Regions from separate parts of the Homo sapiens genome. Here region 1 is linked to region 2. The links are chromatin contacts, found by Hi-C in ENCODE. All regions are on one chromosome and are shown on one strand. Each heading gives the region's core, a stretch centred on a gene start or an enhancer-like site at or near the end of the contact. The rest is flanking DNA. Distances are from core to core; before and after follow the strand shown. Region 1 holds the start of CSNK1E (casein kinase 1 epsilon). Region 2 holds the start of PDXP-DT (PDXP divergent transcript).

Region 1 (5,420 bases), core at 145-2,644, 660 kb after region 2:
GAGCAGAAAAGCTTCATTCAGGAATGGAGAGGCTTTTCAGTTCTTTTGCTGCTTCTCCCATGGGGGAGGGGGGGAGATAAACAAAGTGGGGGGAAAAGTGGATATAAAGGTTCAAGAGTTTCAGCAGGTTAAAAAAATTAGACAAACTACCAACCAGCATGGCACACGGGCAGTGCTTCTTACTCCCCGAACACCATCGCCTACCCCTGAGCCGGGGCCCTTGTCCCTCGGACGATTAAAATAAAAATTGAAGGGACATCATAGAAACGAAGGCAAAGGAGACCCAAACACAGGCATTGCTTGGAAGCAACTTGAGACACTTGTGTCCCCTTCTCCTCTCTCCAAATCCTTCTCCAGGAAGGAGGCTATGCCAGGAAGAAAATATGCAAGAAAACTAAGGGAAAAGTTGGGGAGGGGGCTCACCCCACTTCGAGTTAGGGTATTAACAAGAGCTTGGGAATCCTCTAACGACACCCAGACACTGTTTTGCGTTCCTTAGAGACTTGCAAGACATCAATCTCTCACACAAAAATGGGAGAATCCGATCCGACAAATAACCCCCACCCCTTTCTTTCTCTCCACAAAGAAAAACAAATCAGTGGCCTGGTGACCACACACCTCTTCACCTTAGGACCCCCAAACGCCCGTCATCCAACGAGCGGGCGCAGCCTTGCGAACCCCCAGGTCCGGGCGCCGGGGCCGGGAGAGCAGGGGGCGCCGGTGATTGTCCGATGAAACGCTACGCGGGCCCGAATCAACAGTATCCGGCGCCCAGCACCCCAAGCCCCCTCCCTCAGCGTCCCCAAATCACAGCCGGGGTGGCCGCCTGGCCGGCCGGGGCCTCGGAGGGCCCAGCGGGGGGAAGCGGAGGCAGGCCGGCCGGGGGGCCTCCCCCGCGAGCCTGCAAAATAACAGGCCCCCTCCTCCTCGTCCCCAGCCGCGCCTTTGTCCTCGCCGGGCCGAGCGGGCGGCGCCCGGGCTGCCCCCCCTACACCCCAGCGCGAACGCGCGTGTGTCTGCCCTCCCTTCCCTCCCTCTCCAGCAAAAACAAAGAGGCTGAGGGAGCCCGATTCCCCCCAGGTTTGCACCCTTCCGCGGGCCCGCGGCCCCCCGATATTTACCCCGCCGGGAAGGCGCCGATGCCGGGCCACTGCTCGGGGGGCTGCCGCGGGCGGGGGCGGCCCGCCGGGGCGGATGCCGGAGGATTCGCGGAGCCGCCCGGCGCGCCAGCCTCTCCCGGCCCAGCCGCCGCCGCCGCCGCCGCCGCCGCGCTCCGCTCGGCCCCGGCCGGGCTCTGGCTCTGGGCTCTCGCCGCCGCCGCCGCCGCCGCCGCCGCCTCCCTCCTCCCGGCCTCCTGCCCGCCCGCCCGCCCCCGCCGCCGGCTCGCGCGCTCTCGCACCGCGCGCGCCCGCCGGCTCCCATTGAGCCCCGGGCCCGCCCGCTGATGTCATCCCCGGCCCGCCGCCGCCGCCCCGGAGGATTTAAAGGGCCCGCGCCCTCCGCGCTGGGGGCCGCAGCTGCGAGACGCAGTTCCCCAGCCTCAGTGCAGGCGCGCGGGCTTACGCGTGGGGGTGGGGGAGCACACAGATACTGACACCCTAATGCAGTCCAGGGCACAGGTGGAAAAGACGGGGTGCGGGGGGGACAGAGGGAAGAGGAGGGCGCACAAAAAGCGGAGGTGAGGGGATGGGAGGGGAGGGTCTAGACCCAAAGTCTCCTCTCCCCGCCTGCCAGGATCTCTCTCCTCTCCAGGCAGAGCACTGGGCCCCTGCGAAAACAGGCGGCTATTCACGACACTGCAAAAGATGTTAGACTGCTGGAGGCTCAGTCCGCCTCCAGGTTCCGAGTGCCGCAGAGAACACAGGCCAGGTTGATTCAGGGCAAGAGATTTGAGGAGACAGCTAGGGATGTCGACACAAGGCCCAGAAAGGTAGCCTGGGCTCATACATTCTCCTCCCGTGGAAAAACGAAGGGCAAAGACCTCTTCTTCTTTTCCCTGAAGCTCAAACTGTGATGGGCACAGAGAGGACCCCTCAGATCCCAACCTCATTCTCCCCTGTTGAAGGAGGGGTGCCACAAGTACCAAAGCACCGACACTTGAGTCTGGGCTCCGAGTGGTGCACGTTTAGCCAAGCCACCTCCCAGCTCTGAGCTTGGGTTTCCTTAAACAGCAAATGGGAGGAAGGACCCTGTCCTCCCCAGGTCACAGAATTAATAAAAGCTTCTACCGGCATGCAGAGCCGCGATGAAAGGTTGCAGAACAAAGTCATTAAAGTGATGATATTTACACTGAGCCATGCAAAGCTTCCAATTATGACACACCTATATTCACACAGTTGTGACTGTGGACACGCAAAATGCCTGAGGCCCTGCGTCCAATCCCGGAAGCACAGTTCCTGGGAGGAGTCACTTCTATAATAGCCGTATCTTCCCTCCTCGAGGCTGAGGGACTGAGTCACACACGTGTCCAAACGGGCAGGAGCCCCACAGACTAAGTCCTTTCGCCGGCCAGGAAACTGGCCCAGAGAGGGGAAGGGCTTTGCCCAGGACCACAAAGCCCAACAGGACAGCTCTGTTCTCCCAGCGATCACCAGGAAACTGGGTCTATCTAGAGCCCATTTCCAAGAGCAGGAGAGTGAGAAGCCTCCTCCCAGGAGGGCCTGCCTTCAGTGACACCTTTGCCAGAGCAGGGGGTCACCAGCCAGGTGGTGGGCTTTACTTGGCCTGCGCGGTGCTTTCTGTTGTTGTTTTGTTAATTAATCCCCAAAGTTTTTTTTTTTTTTTTTGCTTTTTGTTTTTGTTGGTTTTGAGATAGAGTCTCGCTGTGTGGCTCAGGCTGGAGTGCAGTGGCTCAATATCGGCTCACTGCAACCTCTGCCTCCTGGGTTCAAGTGATTCTCCAGCCTCAGCCTCCCTCCTGAATAGCTGGAATTACAGATGTGCACCACCACACCTGGCTAATTTTTGCCCAGGACCACACAGTATTTTTAGTAGAGACGGGGTTGGCCAGGCTGGGCTGGAACTCCTGACCTCAAGTGATCCGCCTGCCTCGGCCTCCCAAACTGCTGGGATTATAGGCGTGAGCCACCATGCCTGGCCACTCCCCAAAGTTTTAAAACTGGAAGATTTCATATTTCAGATCCAGATTCCCTGTTTCTCTGGGGGCATTAGGAGATCCGGTAACTCTGGGCCCAAGTTCTCAGCCGGCCTGAGCGCCACCCCACCGCCACCCATTTTGTTTCTTTCCTCACATGAGCCCAGGCAGAGAGGCCTGGGCACAATTGAGCAGGGGGTGAAGTCTGCCCCTGTGTCCTCCAGTCCTTACCACCCCTAACCTTCCAACCTGGGCCCTGCTTCCCAAAGCCCTCCTCTTCTTCAGCACTTTCAAGGCAACCAGCCCTGGGAGAGGAGGTTATTTGTTATCTCATTTAATCCTCTCAAACAACAACAGATTACACTGTATTCTTTCAGAGAAGGAATCAGGCTCCTCCCAGTGCTTGCCTAAGGGCACAGATCAACCTCTCCCTTAAACTGGGCCTGGCTGGAACAGACCCCCTGCCCCTTCCTAACCCAGCCAGATCGCCAGGTCTGACTGCAGCACGTTCACGTTCTCCCCTCTGCATTCAGGACTTGTAACCACACCTCCCACCCCAGCACCCCCACCCCACCCCCTGCCCCAGTTAAGATCCTGCTCAGTTCCCTGGGCCAGCCAGGCTGAGGAGCCCGGCTCATCCCCAGGCCTGCTAGGGAGCCTCCCTGCCTTGCCATTGGAAGGACATGCTGTTGTCCACTGCCTGAGTTGTGGGCCCAAGTCCTTGTCCTTCCTATCCCTGGAAGACCTGTGTGTGGGCCCTTCCAAAGAGCTTTGCAGTGAAGCTATAAGGGAAGGCAAACCATGACACAAAACCCAGCTGAGGAGGGGAGACTGGTCCAAAGTGAAAAACAAAACCTTACGTGTTCCAGCAGCCCCACAGCCTGACTTCTCTCTCCGACTTGGTTCACAGTGATTCCTCTCAGATTTAACTCCTAACTTTAAAACCCAACGGTGGGGCCGGGCACGCCCCTGTAATCCCAGCACTTCAGAGGCCAAGGCGGGTGATCACCTGAGGTCAGGAGTTCAAGACCAGCCTGGCCAACACGGTGAAACCCCGTTTCTACTAAAAATACAAAAAATTAGCTGGGCACGATGGCGGGCACCTGTAATCCCAGCCACTCGGGAGGCTGAGGCAGGAGAATCACTTGAACCCAGGAGGCGGAGGTTGCAGTGAGCCGAGATCGTACCATTGCACTCTAGCTTGGGCGACAGAGCGAGACTCCGTCTCAAAAAAATAAATAAAAAACAAAACAAAACAAAAAACCCAAGGGTGTGGCAAAGTTCCCCTAGCTACCTTCTCTGCAAGCCAACAAGAAGATGAAATCAGGCTAGAATAGGTGTGGGGTGAATTGCCAGCTCCCAAGGGGCCCACCCTGGGTTTCAGCTGCTCTGCATTGGTTCAGGAATAGTGGCTCTCACAACACCTTTCCAAACTGGCTTTTGTCTTTTTTTTAGAGGCTCATTCTGTCACCCAGGCTGGAGTGCAGTGGCAGGATCATACCTCGCTGTAGCCTCAAATTCCTGGGCTCAAGCGATCCTCCTGCCTCAGCCTTCCAAGTAGCTGGGACTACAGGCATGCACCACCACACCCAGCTAATTTTTAAATTTTTTATAGAGATGGGGTCTTACTGTGTTGCCCAGACTGGTCTGAAACTCCTGGGCTCAAGTGACCCTTCTGCCTCGCCCTCCCAAAGTGCTGTGATTACAAGTGTGAGCCACTGTGTTCCCAAACTGACATTTTTTACCTGCTCCCTATTTCAGACCCTTCAAGATCACTTGGCACGCAGGAGCACTGGGCTGGGATCCCAAGGACAGCCCTGGAATTCCCAGATAATGACGATATGGCTGCAGATAAACCCAGAAAGATTTCAGTACCTGCCCCAGGAATCTCAGTCTTGACTAAGGACTCATAGATTTACTAAACATCAAGGGCTGGCCTGAAAACGGCCCTCCAGGATCTGTCCTCCACTCCCCGCACCTGGCTCTCCTGACCTCAGCTCCTGTAAGTTTTCTTCTTGCTCACAGCCCTGTAGCCTCACTGGCCTCCCATGGAATGAACCTCTGGCCTCAGGGCCTTGGCAGGGGCTGTTTCCACTGCCTGGTGCGCTCTTCCCGCAGAGCACCAACCCCCCTCACCTCTCACCTTTCTCAAGTCCCCTTCAGAGGTAGGCCCTCCTGGTCTCCCAGTTTATTTATTTATTTATTTTTTGAGACAGAGTCTGGCTCTGTCTCCCAGGCTGGAATGCAGTGGCCCGATCTCGGCTCACTGCAACCTCCGCCTCCCGGGTTCAAGCAATTCTCCTGCCTCAGCCTCCAGAGTAGCTGG
Region 2 (5,330 bases), core at 651-3,150:
GCACCACCCTTGGCCCACAGAAGCCCCTACCGCTCCCACTGTTTCCTGGACCCCTCACTCTCCTTCCGGGAGGAGGCTGGGAAGCCTCCCCAAGGAGCAGGGATGGATCTGTCCTCAAACCTTCCCTAAATCTGCTCTGTGCCAGGCCCTGAGCTAGCTCCAAGACTTAACCCTACACCCAAAGAGTTCCCAAACAGACAGGCAGAAGCAACCATTAGAATCAAGTGTCTGGCCAGGCACGGTGTCTCATGCCTATAATCCCAGCACTGGGAGCCTGAGGCAGGAGGATCACTTGAGCCCAGGAGTTCTAGACCAGCCTGGACAACATAGTGAGACCCTGTCTCTACAAAAAAAAAAATTTTAATTAACTGGGTGTAGTGGCGTGTGCCTGTAGTCTCAGCAACTAGGAAGGCTGAGGCAGGAGGATCGCTTGAGCCCAGGAGTTGGAGGCTTCAGTGAGCAGTGATCATGCCACTGCACTCCAGCCTGGGTGACGGTGTAAGACCCTGTCTCAAAAACAAAAAAAATCAAGTGTCATTGCACTGGGAGCCCATATTAGCCAAGTTAGGGGTGGCCATATAACCTAGACTCATGGTATGGGGTGGGTGGTTAAGAACGGCTTCCTGGAGAAGGTGATATTTAAGGGAAGTCTTTCAGGAGCTGACCTGAAGGTGAATTTTGTTTATTTTTATTTATTTTATTTATTTTTTATTTTTTGTTTATTTTTTTTTGAGATGGAGTCTCGCTCTGTTGCCCAGGCTGGAGTGCATTGGCACGATCTCAGGTCGCTGCAAGCTCCGCCTCCTGGGTTCAAGCAATTCTCCTGCCTCAGCCTCCCGAGTAGCTGGGACTACAGGCACCCGCCACCACGCCTAGCTAATTTTTTTCTTTTTTTTTTTTTTTTTTTTTGTATTTTTAGTAGAGACGGGGTTTCACCGTAGCCAGGATGGTCTCGATCTCCTGACCTCGTGATCCGCCCACCTCAGCCTCCCAAAGTGCTGGGATTACAGGCGTGAGCCACCGAGCCCGGCCCTGAAGGTGAAATTTTTAAAGGAAAAAGGAACATTCAGGCCAAGGAGACTATCTATGCAAAGGCCAGGAGCAAAAGGCTTAGGGCACTTGGGGAATAGGAGCTAGTTGAGCTTCCAAGGTTGGGTACAAGGTACAGTTTTTCCCAAGTCGTTGGAGCTCCAGTTGCTCCTGGGGGTCACAGCCTTATCTGAAGTTGGCAGACAACTTCAAAACTGTGACACCACAGCTCACAATTCATTCATCCCCACACTGCAGACCAGTGGCTCCTCAAAGGTCCCAAGACCTGTGGTTGCTTCCAGATCACAAGGCCTCCTCCCTAAGACAGGGACCCAGCCAACCTGGGTCACCCCATTACTATTCTGGGCAATTGGCCACGACCATTCTGGATCCTGCCCTCCCGGGGCGTGCTGCAGTGACAGCCTACCAGCCTCTAGCCCAGTGCTTCCCTACCCTATCCTAGCTCACGGTAGAATCCCTGGAATTAAACCAACTAACCAACAAACCAAAAAATGCCCAGTCTTCACCCAAAACACTTACATGAGGATCTGTCCTGCTACACATCGGTGATTTCAAAAGCATTTGTCAAGACATTGAACTGTACATTTAAGATCTATGCATTTTACTATATGTAAATGATATCTGAAAATAAGTTCCCAGGGGACTCTAACGCAGTGTGAAGAACTACTGGTCTAGACCGAGGGCTCCAGCACCCAAGAAGACACCATGTGCCTCGTACCCCATCGTACACACACGTTTCTTGGGACTTCGCTCTGAACTGGAGCGTCCACGATTCAGGGGGCAATGAGATTCGACCCAAAGGCAGTTCATTTAACATCTGTTTTTCTCCCAGCAACCAGCTCGCCTAAGCTTCTGATTGGCTGGAGGGCACGGGGCCTTTCGCTTCGCGTTTTGTTTGTAGATTCTTATTGGTTAAGAAGAGCGTCAGTCTCCCACCGCGTAAGAGTGTAGTCGGCGTTGAAACTCGGCGGCGACTGGTCCAGCAGAACCAGGGACGGGGAGAAGGATCAAGCTAGCTCTTCATTGGTCCCTTCCCCTCGGTGTTGGCCACGAATCCGCCCCTCTCTCCAAGTTCCGTTAGCTCGCGGCTTCGCTCCTCTCCCAGACTCTCGCCCCCATTGGCTGCAGGCCACGCCGTCGCCCCGCCCCCCGGTCCTTCCAGCGCGCCAATTGGCGGCTGCGTGGAACGTGCCAGGGAGAGCGCGCCGTGCCCGCGGAGAGAGCGCGGCGCGGGAGGCCGGCGGCCGGCCGGCTGCATGGCGCGCTGCGAGAGGCTGCGCGGAGCGGCCCTGCGCGACGTGCTGGGCCGGGCGCAGGGGGTCCTGTTCGACTGTGACGGGGTGCTGTGGAACGGCGAGCGCGCCGTGCCGGGCGCCCCGGAGCTGCTGGAGCGGCTGGCGCGGGCCGGCAAGGCGGCTCTGTTTGTGAGCAACAACAGCCGGCGCGCGCGGCCCGAGCTGGCCCTGCGCTTCGCGCGCCTCGGCTTCGGGGGGCTGCGCGCCGAGCAGCTCTTCAGCTCCGCGCTGTGCGCCGCGCGCCTGCTGCGCCAGCGCCTGCCCGGGCCTCCGGACGCGCCGGGCGCCGTGTTCGTGCTGGGCGGCGAGGGGCTGCGCGCCGAGCTGCGCGCCGCGGGGCTGCGCCTGGCCGGGGACCCGAGCGCGGGGGACGGCGCGGCCCCGCGCGTGCGCGCCGTGCTTGTGGGCTACGACGAGCACTTCTCCTTCGCCAAGCTGAGGGAGGCGTGCGCGCACCTGCGCGACCCCGAGTGCCTACTCGTGGCCACCGACCGTGACCCATGGCACCCGCTGAGCGACGGCAGCCGGACCCCTGGTGAGCGCGGGAATGGCGGGGAAACTGAGATGGGGGCGACCTGCGCATTCGCCTCCACGCCTAAGGGTGAGGGGCGGGGAAGAGGCGTCTCCAGGTGGCAGGTGGGGAACAGGAGAGTGCGAGGGAGGCCCAGGGTGCTTTGGTGTGGGGGGCGGTTGATCCCTGTAGCCGTCATCCTGTGAGGCGCAGCAGTGTGGTCCCTGTTGGACAGATGAGGAAACTGAGGCCCTTTGTAACTTAGGGAGTTGGGCGGAATTCTGCCCTACCCACCATCGGGGTGGGGTTGGAGAGGAAGCCTGGGAGGATTGTCCCCCTGTGTGAGGGTTGAAACACCATTCCCAGAGGCAGGGTGTAGGCAGGTGTGTGGGGAGCAAAGGCGGTGGAGTTTGACCTCAGTTCCAGGTCCAGCTCCAGCTTCACAGCTGTGTAATCGTGTTCAGTTACATAACCTCCAAGCATCTCTGCCTGGGTGAGAAATGGCAGTGCTCAGCATGCCCGGTGACGGTGATCAGGGTGAGTGCCTGGCACATAGTAGGTGTTCAGATGATGTAAGTTGTAGCCAGAGTCCCCCATGTTACAGAGAACTTAATGAAACAGCTTTGTGTGTGTTCTTCTTTGGTTTCCAAATTACTCTGGAGATGGAAGTTATTGTCCCATTTCTCAAGTAAAGAGACTGAGGCAGCCGGATGCAGTGGCAACAGCCTGTAGTCCCAGCTACTCGAGAGGCTGAGGCGGGAGGATTGCTTGAGCCTAGGAGGTCAAGGCTGTAGCGTGCTATCATTGCATCTGTGAAAAGCCACTGTACTTCAGCATGGGCAACATAGTGAGACCTTATCTCTAAAAGAAGAGGAAAGAAACTGAGACTAAGAGAAGGGAAGTGAGCTGCCCAAGAACAGATATAGTGAGCCCCTCCACCTCCTGTGTCCCCACACACCTGCCTCCATCCTGCCTCTGGGAATTGGTGTTTCAGCCCTCACAAGTAGGGACAGTCCTCGCAGGCTTCCCCTCCAACCCTCCAACCGCACCCCAATGATGGGTGGGGCAGAATTCTGCCAGCAACTCTCTGGCAGAGTGATAGAGCGCGGGAACCTGAATTTGGCCTTTGTGACACCGACCTCCAGGGCAGTCTTCACTGCTGTCATCTTGCGAGTTCAGCCCTGCAGGGGAGGCAGAAGCAAAAGGAGGCTCCTCCATTGTGGAGGGTTTGCGTTAGACAAGAGCAGGTGGCAGCAGAGGCTAATTGGCAGTGGTCAGTGTGTGTGGACAGGTTAATAGCCCAGTCAGTATACTGGGGCCGTGGACAGATCTCTGTCACTCCGTCTCTGTTGGCCACTGACCCGGACAGTCATTGATATTAAATCCTGGGGGTACAGGATGGTATTGAGTGGAGAGAAGTAGACACAGGATTATGGTGGGGTGGTGAGCAGGGCCTAGTGCCAGGGGCACCTAGGAAGACTTCCTGGAGGAGGCATGATGCAGGGCAGTGATAATACACCAGGAGATGTAAACCCAGTGTTATGGCATGGCAGAGAGGGATTCTGTAGTCCTTGGCCTCTCCTGGCTGTGCTGCACACCTGCTTGGTATGTGGGCGGGCTCACCTCAGCCTCAGTTTCCCTATAAGTCTGTGTTGAGGGCTCTCTGGTCAGGGCTGTCAGCGGCAGCAGCTCCTGCCTGCCTTAGGCTATGCTATGAAAAGTTTTTCCCAGGAGGCCTCAAGGCTCAGGTTAAGGCTGTGGGTTAAGAGGTTCCCCAGGGCTCAGGAAGGCTGGTTGTCAAGGAGCTAGGGAGAAACCAGGCCCTGCCCACACCTGCCTTGCAGGCGTCTGTGGAATCCAGACCCCTTTGGTCTCAGTAGCCACCTGGCTGTGCCCACCCATCCTGCTGTCACTCCCATAGCCTAGAGGGGGAGGCAGAGGCTTAACAAATACAGCACTGCGATCATGTTTGTGCACAGCTTGATGCAGCTTTCAAACAGTGTGGTGTGGTGTGGTGTGTGTGTGTGGTGTGGTGTGGTGTGACAATATTAATAAAAGCCCCCATGATGTGTATGTCTGAAATAATGCAAATATCTCACCCCCAACTCCTCCTCCCCTGCCCCAGGGACCTCCGAAATTGTGTGTTTATCTTGTCACCACATGGCAGCCACTTGAGCTGACAAATAGAAAGGCCTGCTGTCTTAGGAATACGTCATCAGCATAACATGCAGAGCGGTGGATTACAGAGTGGAGGGGAGTGGAATGATGGTGGCCTGGGAGACGGCGATGTTCCCAGATGCCCCTGCTAGGAGGCTCGCTCCCCTGAGGTCAGGATCTTTGTAGTGTTGACTGCTCTATCCCGTGTCTGGCATGTAGTTGGGCCTTAGTAAATATTAGCTGAATGAAGGATGTGGGACACAGGGCCCAAAGGTGAACAGCTCCATCCTGGTGGGGAAGGACAGAGTTGGGGCCAT

What was found. A loop is a pair of places that touch in the nucleus more often than their neighbours do. Pooled maps may share reads with other maps.
Region 1: a pooled map shows a loop between it and region 2 (10-fold over the local background). The contact joins the promoter of CSNK1E here to the promoter of PDXP-DT in region 2. A Hi-C loop is called at or near these places in 5 of 50 pooled maps.

What each region holds. Positions count from the first base shown.
Region 1 is chr22:38,316,039-38,321,458 of GRCh38, forward strand. CSNK1E (casein kinase 1 epsilon) reads right to left here and starts at 1,395. Exons shown (of 11, transcript NM_152221.3): 1 at 1,122-1,395. All of the region lies in intron 5 of TPTEP2-CSNK1E (TPTEP2-CSNK1E readthrough), which reads right to left. RefSeq lists a silencer at 723-1,112 and an enhancer at 2,835-3,739.
Region 2 is chr22:37,656,477-37,661,806 of GRCh38, forward strand. It overlaps PDXP-DT (PDXP divergent transcript), which reads right to left and starts at 1,901. Exons shown (of 6, transcript NR_109952.1): 1 at 1,779-1,901. It overlaps PDXP (pyridoxal phosphatase), which reads left to right and starts at 2,247. Exons shown (of 2, transcript NM_020315.5): 1 at 2,247-2,880. The coding sequence starts at 2,307. RefSeq lists enhancers at 1,804-1,873, 1,884-1,933, 2,122-2,623, 3,450-3,961, 3,962-4,472 and silencers at 2,124-2,433, 2,634-2,743.